2 separate regions of the Homo sapiens genome follow, and region 1 is linked to region 2. A link is a loop called in an ENCODE intact Hi-C map of the cell type or tissue named here. Cell type or tissue: PC-9. All regions are shown on one strand. Each heading gives the region's core, and the rest is flanking DNA. Links, peaks and the distances in the headings are about the cores only.

Region 1 (5,265 bases), core at 613-4,612, 1.9 Mb before region 2:
AGAGTGTTTTCTAATGGTTCCCTTAACTGACTAATGGTTCCTAGATGACTCCAGCTGATGTTCATACCCTCCTGGATGTTTGAAACTGGCAACCTCCCCCTGGCCCCAAAGTGGCCTCCTACTGGCCCCAAGGTGGGCTGGTATACCTTGTTGGTCTGCTCTCCTGCTTCAAATATGTTCAAGTGGGACAATCTGGGAGTCTTTATCTAAAGCAGGTCATTAGCATCTCAGAGGCCTCCAATTCCGTAAGCCTTGTCCAAGAATAATCTTTTCTGAGCATTTCCTCTTTGACCCCTAGCCTGAGAAGTGATTGGAAGGAGGAGGAAGGAATTGGGAAGGAACTAATCTTGGAATCCGTTCTTGAGGAGTAAGTTTTAAACACAGTTTTCAAGAAAGTAAAAGAACTTGATCCCAAGAAAGAGAAGGCGTTCTCCTATTAATGATCCATCTCAGCTCCTTTGGACAGAAAAGGGGCTTTGGAGTCAGTCTTTGAATGCCTAATGACCTTCGACTGCAGTCTGTCACTTCTCGGAAACTCTGTTTTTTCAGCTGTATATTACAGTTGTAAAAAATTACGACATTACTTGTCCAAGGCACTGTTGTGAGGATTCCATGAGATCCACAATGTCTTGTGTTTGGCAAAGAATAGAAGATTGGGAAATATGATTTTCTTTTCTGTCTTCTCCCTTTACCAAGCACTTTTCCTATCACCATCTTAAAAGCAAAACTGCATTAAAAATAAGACTATGTTGTTAGAATAATACTAATAATAGTAATAATAACAAGAACTGGCATGTTTTGGGTGGCTATTAAGTGTCTGGCATGACCCTACATTATTTTTTTATTTTTTTGAGATGGAGTCTCACTTTCGTTGCCCAGGCTGGAGTGCAATGGTGCAATCTCTGCTTACTGCAAACTCTGCCTCCCAGGTTGAAGTGATTCTCCTGCCTCAGCCTCCCGAGTATCTGGGATTACAGGTGCCCACCACCACACCCAGCTAACTTTTGTATTTTTAGTGGAGACAGGGTTTCACCATATTGGCCAGGCTGGTCTTGAACTCCTGACCTCAGGTGATCCGCCCACCTTAGCCTCCCAAAGTGTTGGAATTACAGGCATGAGCCACTGCACCCAGCCCGTTATCTTAAATCTCAACAACTTTATATTGTCGGTGATATTCGCCTATTTTATACATAAAAAGCAGAGACTACTATGAGGAAGAAGCTTGTCTATGGTCACATGCAGGGCTGTGGCTAGCCTGTAAGTTACCTCTTATATGAATTAGGAAGAGGAGCTCCTCTACTTGTACTCAATTGCAGGAGCACAGGCATGGCACGTGAAGCTGAGGGTGGATTTAGTCCCCATCCACCCTTTTGCCTTGTCACCTTTTATATATATATATTTTTTTCTTTTTTTTTTTAATTTAAGTTCTAGGGTACATGTACACAATGTGCAGGTTTGTTACATATGTATACATGTGCCATGTTGGTGTGCTGCACCCATTAACTCATCATTTACATTAGGTATATTTCCTAATTTTATCCCTCTCCCCTCCCCGCACCCCACAACAGGCCCCGGTGTGTGATGTTCCCCTTCCTGTGTCCAAGTGTTCTCATTGTTCAATTCCCACCTATGAGTGAGTCACCTTTTTACAGAGCTCAACTTGTGTAACTATACAAAGAGGGCCTGGTTGCATGCCTAGTTTTGACCAACTGAATTTCACATCCAGATGTATATGAAGTTCAGACCGCATCCATTCCATTACCACCTTGGAATTTTTTCTCTTACTGTCTTCTTTAAGATCCTGCTCCATCAATTATCTTTTCTCTCTGCCATATCTTAAGCGTCTCCTTCTCCATCTCTGTTTTTTCCTTCCCAGCCAATACGTCCCATCAGGTCTCTACACTTGAGTACCACAAGGATTGAAACAAATTGTTATTCATATTTTCCCCCCTTGTGCCTAGCTGTAAACCTGGCACTGAATAGGCCTTCTCAGCAAATGCTCTTTCAGAATTCTTTTACTCATCGCACTAAGCTTCCTTGTATCATAGCTAGCTTTTACTGTTTCCCTGGCTTCCCTCAGTGGAAGTTGCTTTGCACACAATGATCCTTCTTTGCCAAGAAAGGATCAGAACAGAGATTTCCCCAGAGCAATCATCTTAAGTAGGCACTAGAGGGCAGCAGGAGATCACATATGACCTTTTTTTTTCAGCCTCCTGTTACTGGCCACAACCTGCCTTGTCCCAGGAGGAAGAAGTAAATGTTACCCTTCAATGCCGACTGATTCCTGATTCTGGCCAAGACACTGGCCAGTACTAGGCTACTGGGCAGTGTCCAGGGGTCCCTTTCCCACAGAGAGTATGACCTGCCTCAGAAATTTAACTGCTTTCACTTGAAGACAGGTGTCCTCTTGCAAGTTATACTTTATCACTCTGTGCCTCAGTTCTCTCATTTGTAAAAGGGGGCAACAATCCCTACTTTGTAGGATGGTGGAGAACTGTGAGAGATCATAGGTGAAAATGTGCTAGCACAACATCTTTTGTTTTATTCCTAGAGGAGTTGGATGAGGAGTTAGTATCCCCATTTTACAAATGAACAAACTAAGGTTGGAGAGGTGAAGTGACTTGATTAAGATTTGAAATCAGGTAGTCTGACTCAACAGTTTTGGACTTACGCATTCAATTCTACCCTGGTCTACTGTCTTCTTGTAGGTAGAAGACAGGTAATTTAAGGGGAAATTTTTGACAGTTAAAGCATCAGGCAGGTTTCAAGGGAAGATTTACAGATTCAGACATGTACAAGAATTGAATAATGCTAGGATGAATGCCAGGGGCTGGAACAAATGACCTCTGATGATGCTCTTGACACGCTAGCATTGGATATTTTTCATTAAGTTCTGATTCTCATTTATCCTCCAAATAATCCAATATTTAGGTACTAAAATTATTAGCATTTTACAGATGAGGAAATGGAGGCTTAGAGAGGTTAAGGTCTTGTTCCAAGGTCACCCAGCTAGAAAACAAAAAAGATGGAATTTAAACTCAAGCAAAACACTGTGCTATAGCTGCCCCTCTGTAATTGTGCTTATTACTTATACATTTAGGGGAAGAGCTTGCAAATTCACTTAGGTTAGGAAATCAGTTGTCCTAGGGTTTGGCAGTTTTATAATTCTGTCTTCTTATTTTTGGAATCTCCACTGTTGCTTTTCTTTCCATTCCCCAAATGTGTGTGTGTGTGTGTGTGTGTGTGTGTGTGTGTGCGCTTGCAATATGAACACAACACATACATCACAACATACACATACTCATACATATATACCTTCTCAGAAGCCACCCAACAATGCCCTATGGTTCCTGGGATAGGAATTTCATCTACCTAGTTAGTTAATTGTTTAATTGTAGTATGACCCCACACCCCAACTAGAGTCCAGGCGTGAGTACTGTAGATAAGACATCTAATAGCATAAAGTACATAACTCTGGGCTTGGGTCTGATGCTTAGGATGAGAAGTGTGGTTCCTGGATGAGAAGTTAGTCTAAGTTTAATAGAGCCTTTCCACAATGGAACTTGAGGCCTAGAAAGGTACTGATTTCCACATCTTTAGAAATGTCCAAGAATAAATTGGAGGATTATTTGGTGGTAAATGAAAAATTAGATGGGATTTCTGACCAGGTGACCTTTAGAATGCTTTCCACCCAGGAGACCCTATTAGCCCATGGAAATGGGTGGAGGAGATTGGGGGCATTACCTGGGGGTGGGAGGTAATGGGAAGATACAAATATTTGGAACGGATATGACTCATCCTGTAGGAGTGAAAACTGGTGCTGAAAGTTTTTCAGAGAGGAAATATGGACAGTGGAAAGAGCAGAAAAACTGGGTAGAAACAGCTAGACTAGTTGCTAGCTGTGTGACTTTGGTCACGTTACTTTACTTCTCTGATCTATCAAGTGTACATTAATAAAATAAAACAAAGACCAACTGTCTTTGGGGCTGTGGTGATAAATTGGGATAGTTGGTCTGAAGTCTGATAAGCATTACACTAGTGGGACAGGAGTCAGATTTATGCATTCATTTATTCATTTGTTCATATATTTACCTGCAGACTGTCTACATGATATCAAACAGTGAACTCTGTGCTTGGAATGCAAATGTTCATTAAAAATGGCCATGGTCCTTGTTCTCATGAAACTTATGGTATATTTGGAGAGAAATATATTCATTTAATTATTATATTAAATCAAATAATAAAAACGTGACATGTACTATAATGAGGATATAAACGATTCAGTTCATACTGCAAATTGAGAATAGTCAAAATATAGTCTGTGAAAACAAGTATGCTCAAAAGTATATACATATGTGTTGATTCTGCCACTCTTTGTGATATGTTTACTGGGATAATTTTCCTCTACCTCTAGATGAAAATCTTAGCAGACCACATCTAATCTATTATCACTTATGGAATAGGCAGCAGCACCATCGATATTTTACATTGCTAACATACTTTCAAATCAGGAATTAGGATTTCCAGTCCAATATTTTAATCAAATCTTTTGACAAATAAAATCTCCGTATCTTTCCCAATAGGAGCATTAAGAGGTGGGAATGGTTGGCCTTCATGCTCTTTCTTTACTTTGCACCTCTTCTTCCCCTTCTTTCACAGTACAAGCAAAAAAAAAAAAAAAAAAAAAAAAAGAGCGGTGGTCAGGATTAGGAAGGTCATACTTGCTCCAGAATTATTTTACCTGGCTTTGCGGTCTCTGGTCCTGGCATCTTTATAAAGCTGGCCATTTGTCTTGGGGGGCTTGTTCAGGGGCTTTTCAGCGGTCCCCAATGCTTGGGACTTCTCGTAAGACCTGGAACAGTGCCATTTCTCTTTGTCTGGCTTCAGTGATCCCTTCCTACCTACTGTTTCTCTGGCTTCCTACCTCATGGAGATTCACTGTGGGGGACCCATCACTCTGTTAGATTCCTCTTGGGTAGGGCTTAAAACAGTTCCAGGCCAGTTCTTTCTTCTATGTGACCCATATACAGTTCAGAGGAAGCAAGCATTTTTCACTGGGCAACCTCTGGGGGTTTGGGCTAATCCCCATGCAGCTCCTTCTGTTCTGTTGGTATAGGCCACTGCAGCTTTTTCAGGTGAAGATAGGACCTAGTCCATTTTCTTGCCAGTTGCTGAGAATATATCCAAGTTCTCCAAGTGGCACTCCTGAGGGTTCCTCTCACAAAACTTAGAGTTAGCAGATAGCATGTAACACTTGAGCTGGCT
Region 2 (5,265 bases), core at 543-4,542:
CCTTTGTGTCCTCATAGCTTAGCTCCCACATATCAGTAAGAACATACGATGTTTGGTTTTCCATTCCTGAGTTACTTCACTTGGAATAATAGTCTCCAGTCTCATCCAGGTCACTGCAAATGCAGTGGCCTTTTTTCATTTCTTTTTATGACTGAGTAGTATTCCATCATCTATATATACCACAGTTTCTTTATCAACTTGTTGATTGATGGGCATTTGAGTTGGTTCCACGATTTTGCAATCATGAATTGTGCTGCTATAAACATGCATGTGCAAGTATCTTTTCCAAATAATGACTTCTTTTCCTCTGGGTCGATACCCAGTAGTGGGATTGCTGGATCAAATGGTAGTTCCACTTTTAGTTCTTCAAGGAATCTCCACAGTGTTTTCCATAGAGGCTGTACTAGCTTACATTCCCATCAGCAGTGCACAAGTGTCCCCTGATCACCGCATCCATGCCAACATCTACTGTTTTTTGCTTTTTTTATTATGGCCATTCTTGCAGGAGTAAGGTGGTATCGCATTGTGGTTTTGATTTGCATTTCTCTGATCATTAGTGATGTTGTGCATTTTTTCATATGTTCGTTGGCCATTTGTATATCTTGACAGTTGTCTATTCATGTCCTTAGCCCACTTTTTGATGGGATTGTCTGTTTTTTTCTTACTGATTTGAGTTTGTTGTAGATTCTGGATATTAGTCCTTTGTGAGATGCGCAGATTGTGAAGATTTTCTCCCATTCTGTGGGTTTTCTGTTTAGTCTGCTGACTGTTCCTTTTGCCTTGCAAAAGCTCTTTAGTTTAATTAGGTCCCAACTATTTATCTTTGTTTTTATTGCATTTGCTTGCAGGTTCTTGGTCACAAAATCCTTGCCTAAGCCAGTGTCTAGGAGGGTTTTTCCAATGTTATCTTCTAGAATTTTTATAGTTCCAGGTCTTAGGTTTAAATTCTTAATCCATCTTGAGTTGATTTTTGTATAAGATGAGGATCCAATTTCATTCTTCTACATGTGGCTAGCCAAGAGCGAAAAGTATTTTTGTTTCAGATTATTTGAAGGTTGGAGAACTACAAGTGAAGCTACCTCTAGGATCTCTGTTTATATAAAGCTTCATGGCAACAGAGAAGTTGTCTATCTTACACTGTGTCCATTTACTGGCAAGTAGTAGGCAACTCATTGAACATTTGTTGAATGCATGAAAGCCATTATCTTATTACAGTATATGACTTTGGGCAAGTAGTTTTCTAATCAGTTTCCCAGTTCATAAACTAACAAGATTGAATAAATCTATGTCATGGTCTCTTCCAAGTCCAACAATTTTTTATTCAAAGAGAGATCCAAGTAATGCCCACAAAGCATCATATGGGAAAGACTCCCTTCCTTTGCAGCTATTTCTACTGATCAGAAGAACCAGAGGCAAAAAATAATAATAGAAAATTAGAATTTAACATTCCTTTGTGCTCCTCTTCTTCCAAATTACTAGACAATAAAAGAGTTACAAAGGCAGTAAGAAACACAGAGAAAGTCCCTCCTCCCTTGAATTTGCCCTTTGGGGACTAGTGGTGGTTCCTAGTTTCAACCCAAAGTCCATATTCTCTTGTTCTGTTGGAGCCTAGATTTTGAAGTCAGAGAGAGGTGGGTTTCATTGAGCAAGTCATCAAACTCCCCAAGCCTGCATTCCTTATATATAAATTAGGGATAACCATACCCATCCCATAGGATTAAATAAGATACATGCCCAGCACAAAGCCCACTGTATAGGAGATGCTCAGTCAATATTAGTTTCCATGATGTGCCCAATTCCGAACATCTGAGGGGGCAAGCAAATGTAGCAGTGGGTTTTTTTCTAGAAAAGCCCCCACATTGGAATTAGTCATGGTTTCTGGCTACATAATTTCAGATTCTCACTCTCTGCCTCTCCTGGAGATTCTGAGAGTTTCCTAATACCCTTTCAAAAATTCCTTTGCTACTTAAATGAGCCAGAGTGGATTCCACTGTCTGCAACATAGAATCAAGACCATTATAGTTCCTATGGAAGTTCACATTTAACAGATCATTTAGTCCAAATCCCAGAAGAAGAGCTTCATTGGAAAGAAGTGTTTGTCTATCCATGCAGTGTAGCTCCTAGTCCTGACTCTAATACGGTTTCGTATTTTGCCTTAATCAACTCATGTGTAAATTGTCTTATTAGTTCAGCAGGAGCCCCTTAGAAACAGAGGCAGCCTCTTGAGATCCACTGGAAAAGGCCCAGAAGGACAAGTCACAGATGGAGAGGTAAGGTCTTGGGCCTACCACTGGAAACCCACCTAGTCCAAGGTAAGTCCTTTCAATTCCTTAAGTCTTGGTTCCCTGTGAAATAAGAAACTGGCATGTGGCCCAGGGAACTGACATGAAATCAAAGAGAAAATGGACGTGAAGAGCCCTGGTCAATCGCAGATCCAAGAAGCAACTTAAATAGTGTCCACTTCCATCTCTCTTCCCTAGAAGCAGGGATTGAGTCATGGCTTCCTCTTCTAAGGCACTTAACCCAGTGATTAGGTCTCTTGGACCGGGGCAGGACCAACACGTGGGGCATATCGCCCTCTGGTGGGCTTAAATGGAAAGGGTATGGTTTTCAAACGGGCTGCAAGGCTACAAAAACAGAACTCACAGAATCGTGGAATTTCAGAAGTGAAAGAGATCTTTGACACCATTTAGTCTAACATCCTCATTTACTGATGGGACAATGAAAGACCCAAGAGTGAGAGTGACTTGCCTAAGGTCACACCAAGGACAACTGTCAGAGCCAAGGCCAGACCTCAAACCCTCGACCCCCATCCAGGGCCAAGGTCCTTCTCTCTGCCATGAAACACCAAACCTTCATGTTTGTGGTTCATATCCCTACATCCCTGAGCCCTTGACCCAGCTCAGCCATGCTGTCAGCAGCAGCAGGTTAGCTGGATTCTGCCCAAGATTGGGTAATTTCCCCACCCAGTTATATTGTCAAAAAGTTATGTTATTCTCTTTAAAATGTACCATGTTAATGTTTTGCTTTTGGTACAAATAACCCAAGCTATAACTATGGCAACTTCTTGGAAACATGGAAAGAAAACACTTCTCAGCTGGGTGTGGTGGCTCACGCCTGTAATCCTAACACTTTGGGAGGCTGAGGTGGGTGGATGACGAAGTCAAGAGATCGAGACAATCCTGGTCAACATGGTGAAACCCCGTCTCTACTAAAAATACAAAACTTAGCTGGGTGTGGTGGTGGTGTGCCTGTAGTCCCAGCTACTTGGGAGGCTGAGGCAGAAGAATGGCTTGAACCTGGAAGGCGGAGGTTGCAGTGAGCTGAGATCACACCACTGCACTCCAGCCTGGGTGACAGAGTGAGTGAGACTCCGTCTCCATTTAAAAAAAAAAAAAAAAAAGAAAACACTAGTAAGCATAACTGGATAATTCTAAGAGAAAAGAACAACAGAATACCTGATTTCTACACAAGTTAGAGAAAGACCCTTTATTTTAAAGACCAATCTCTGCCACAGGTGTTTATCTATGAAGCTAGAACAGTTCAGAGGGCTTCAAAGCAAACCCTCCTCATGCCAACACAGCTGCCAGCCCACGCATGATTTCCATAAGAACCCACACTCAAGCAGTTCCAATTTGCCATTTTAATAAATGCCGAAAGAAGCGGTCATGTTGGGTCTTTGCAATGGAGAGGAAATGTCCTTTTTAATGGGATTTTTGGAAGTCTTTATTTTCTAAGTCCCTTTGGAAACTAAACACACATAAACACACACACACACACACACACACACACACGGAAAACTTCAACCAAAGTAGGATTCAAATAAGCCACCTGAGTTCTGTCCCCAGAAAGAGCAGGTGGGGGAAAAAGTGGTAAGTAGGTGAGGTGATGGATATGTTAATTAGTTTGATTTAATATTTTATGACATGTATATATATAACCATCACATTATACCTCTTAAACAGATACAATTATTATTCATCAATTGAAAAAAAGAAAAGAAAGGAAGGAAGGATAGAAAAGAAAGAAAGCAAAGAAGGAAGGAAGGAAGGAAGGTAGGGAGGGAGGGAGGGGAAGGGGGGAGGGAGAGGCAGAAGGGGAGGGGAGGGGAGGGAAAGGGAGGGGAGAGGAAGGAAGGGAGAGGAGGGGAGGGAAGGCAGAAAGGAAGGAAGGAAGAGAAAGAAAAAGCAAGAGAAACCTTGAGTGAGTCACTTGTCCTCCCACTCTCTGCATGGCCTAGCTTTCTCGTTGATAGTAGAGGGCCATCAGGTAGGCCCTGCTAGCTTTGCAGGGCTACTGAGAGAATCTAGTGCAGGAGTCCCCAGCCTCCAGGCAGTGGACTGGTACTGTCTGTGGCCTGTTAGGAACCAGGTCACACAGCAGGAGCTGGGCGAGCATTACCACCTGAGCTCCCCCTCCTGTCAGATCAGCAGCAGCATTAGAGCACAAACCTTACTATGAACTGCGCATGAGAGGGATCTAGGTTGTGTACTCTTTATGAGAATCTAATGCCTGATAATCTCAGGTGGAGCAGTTTCATCCCGAAACCATCCCCTCAACCTTGTCAGTGGAAAAAAATGTCTGCCACAAAACCGGTCCCTGGTGCCAAAAAGGTTGGGGACCACTGATCTAGTGGACTTTGTCCAAAGATCACAAAGCAACACAAATGTACAGATTTTTAATCACCCACAGTGGAATAACCTGGCCATTCCTCTCATTTCTTGACGAATCCCTGAAGCTTAGCCTGATTCACTGCTCTGTCTCTTTACTATTATCACTCAATACTAACAATAGCTGATAGCAGCATTATTTTATGAGGTTTGCATGAGTTGAATCAATCATCACAAAAACTCTATAAAGATGTCACTGTTAATCATTACCACTCCAAAGATGGAAAAACTTAGGCTCAGAGAGGTTAAGTAACTTATCCAAGATCGCACAACTCATAAGTGGAAGAGCCAGGGTTGAACTCAAGTCCACCCAACTTCAGAGTCTATGCTTTTAAACCCAACCCCACTCTGAAGATCATCAATTACATATGTGTATGCAGACCAACTTCCTTATCATCCTAGTTAAATTCCAGCAGGGACTAGGACTTCGGGTATCAAAAGTCAAAAATCACTCAAAAGGTTCTGTTTTGGGTTTGAGCCCTGGGTGGTATCCCCCCAGAGGCACATCTAAATTAAGTTTTCATAATCGTTCTAAACATTTTTGTGTCACTCTGCCTCCTTCTAGCAACATAGGCACAGATACTTAATCAGAGCC

Evidence for each region. Peaks named below come from ENCODE experiments on the same cell type or tissue, not always from the same donor. Only the 100,000 strongest peaks of a DNase experiment are listed, where the experiment ranks them.
Region 1: it touches region 2 in a loop (9-fold over the local background); 2 of 110 quality-filtered maps call a loop at or near these places.

Annotation. Positions count from the first base shown.
Region 1 is chr9:116,658,160-116,663,424 of GRCh38, reverse strand. All of the region lies in intron 16 of ASTN2 (astrotactin 2), which reads left to right. Among named protein-coding and RNA genes, the nearest start is that of TRIM32, 27 kb to the left of the region's middle. In PC-9, for the core only: CTCF peaks have their summits at 1,966 and 2,168 (motif pointing right); a DNase peak (open chromatin) is centred at 2,154.
Region 2 is chr9:114,736,347-114,741,611 of GRCh38, reverse strand. No RefSeq gene overlaps it. Among named protein-coding and RNA genes, the nearest start is that of TEX48, 57 kb to the right of the region's middle. RefSeq lists an enhancer at 2,577-2,626. In PC-9, for the core only: a CTCF peak has its summit at 2,560 (motif pointing left); a DNase peak (open chromatin) is centred at 2,541.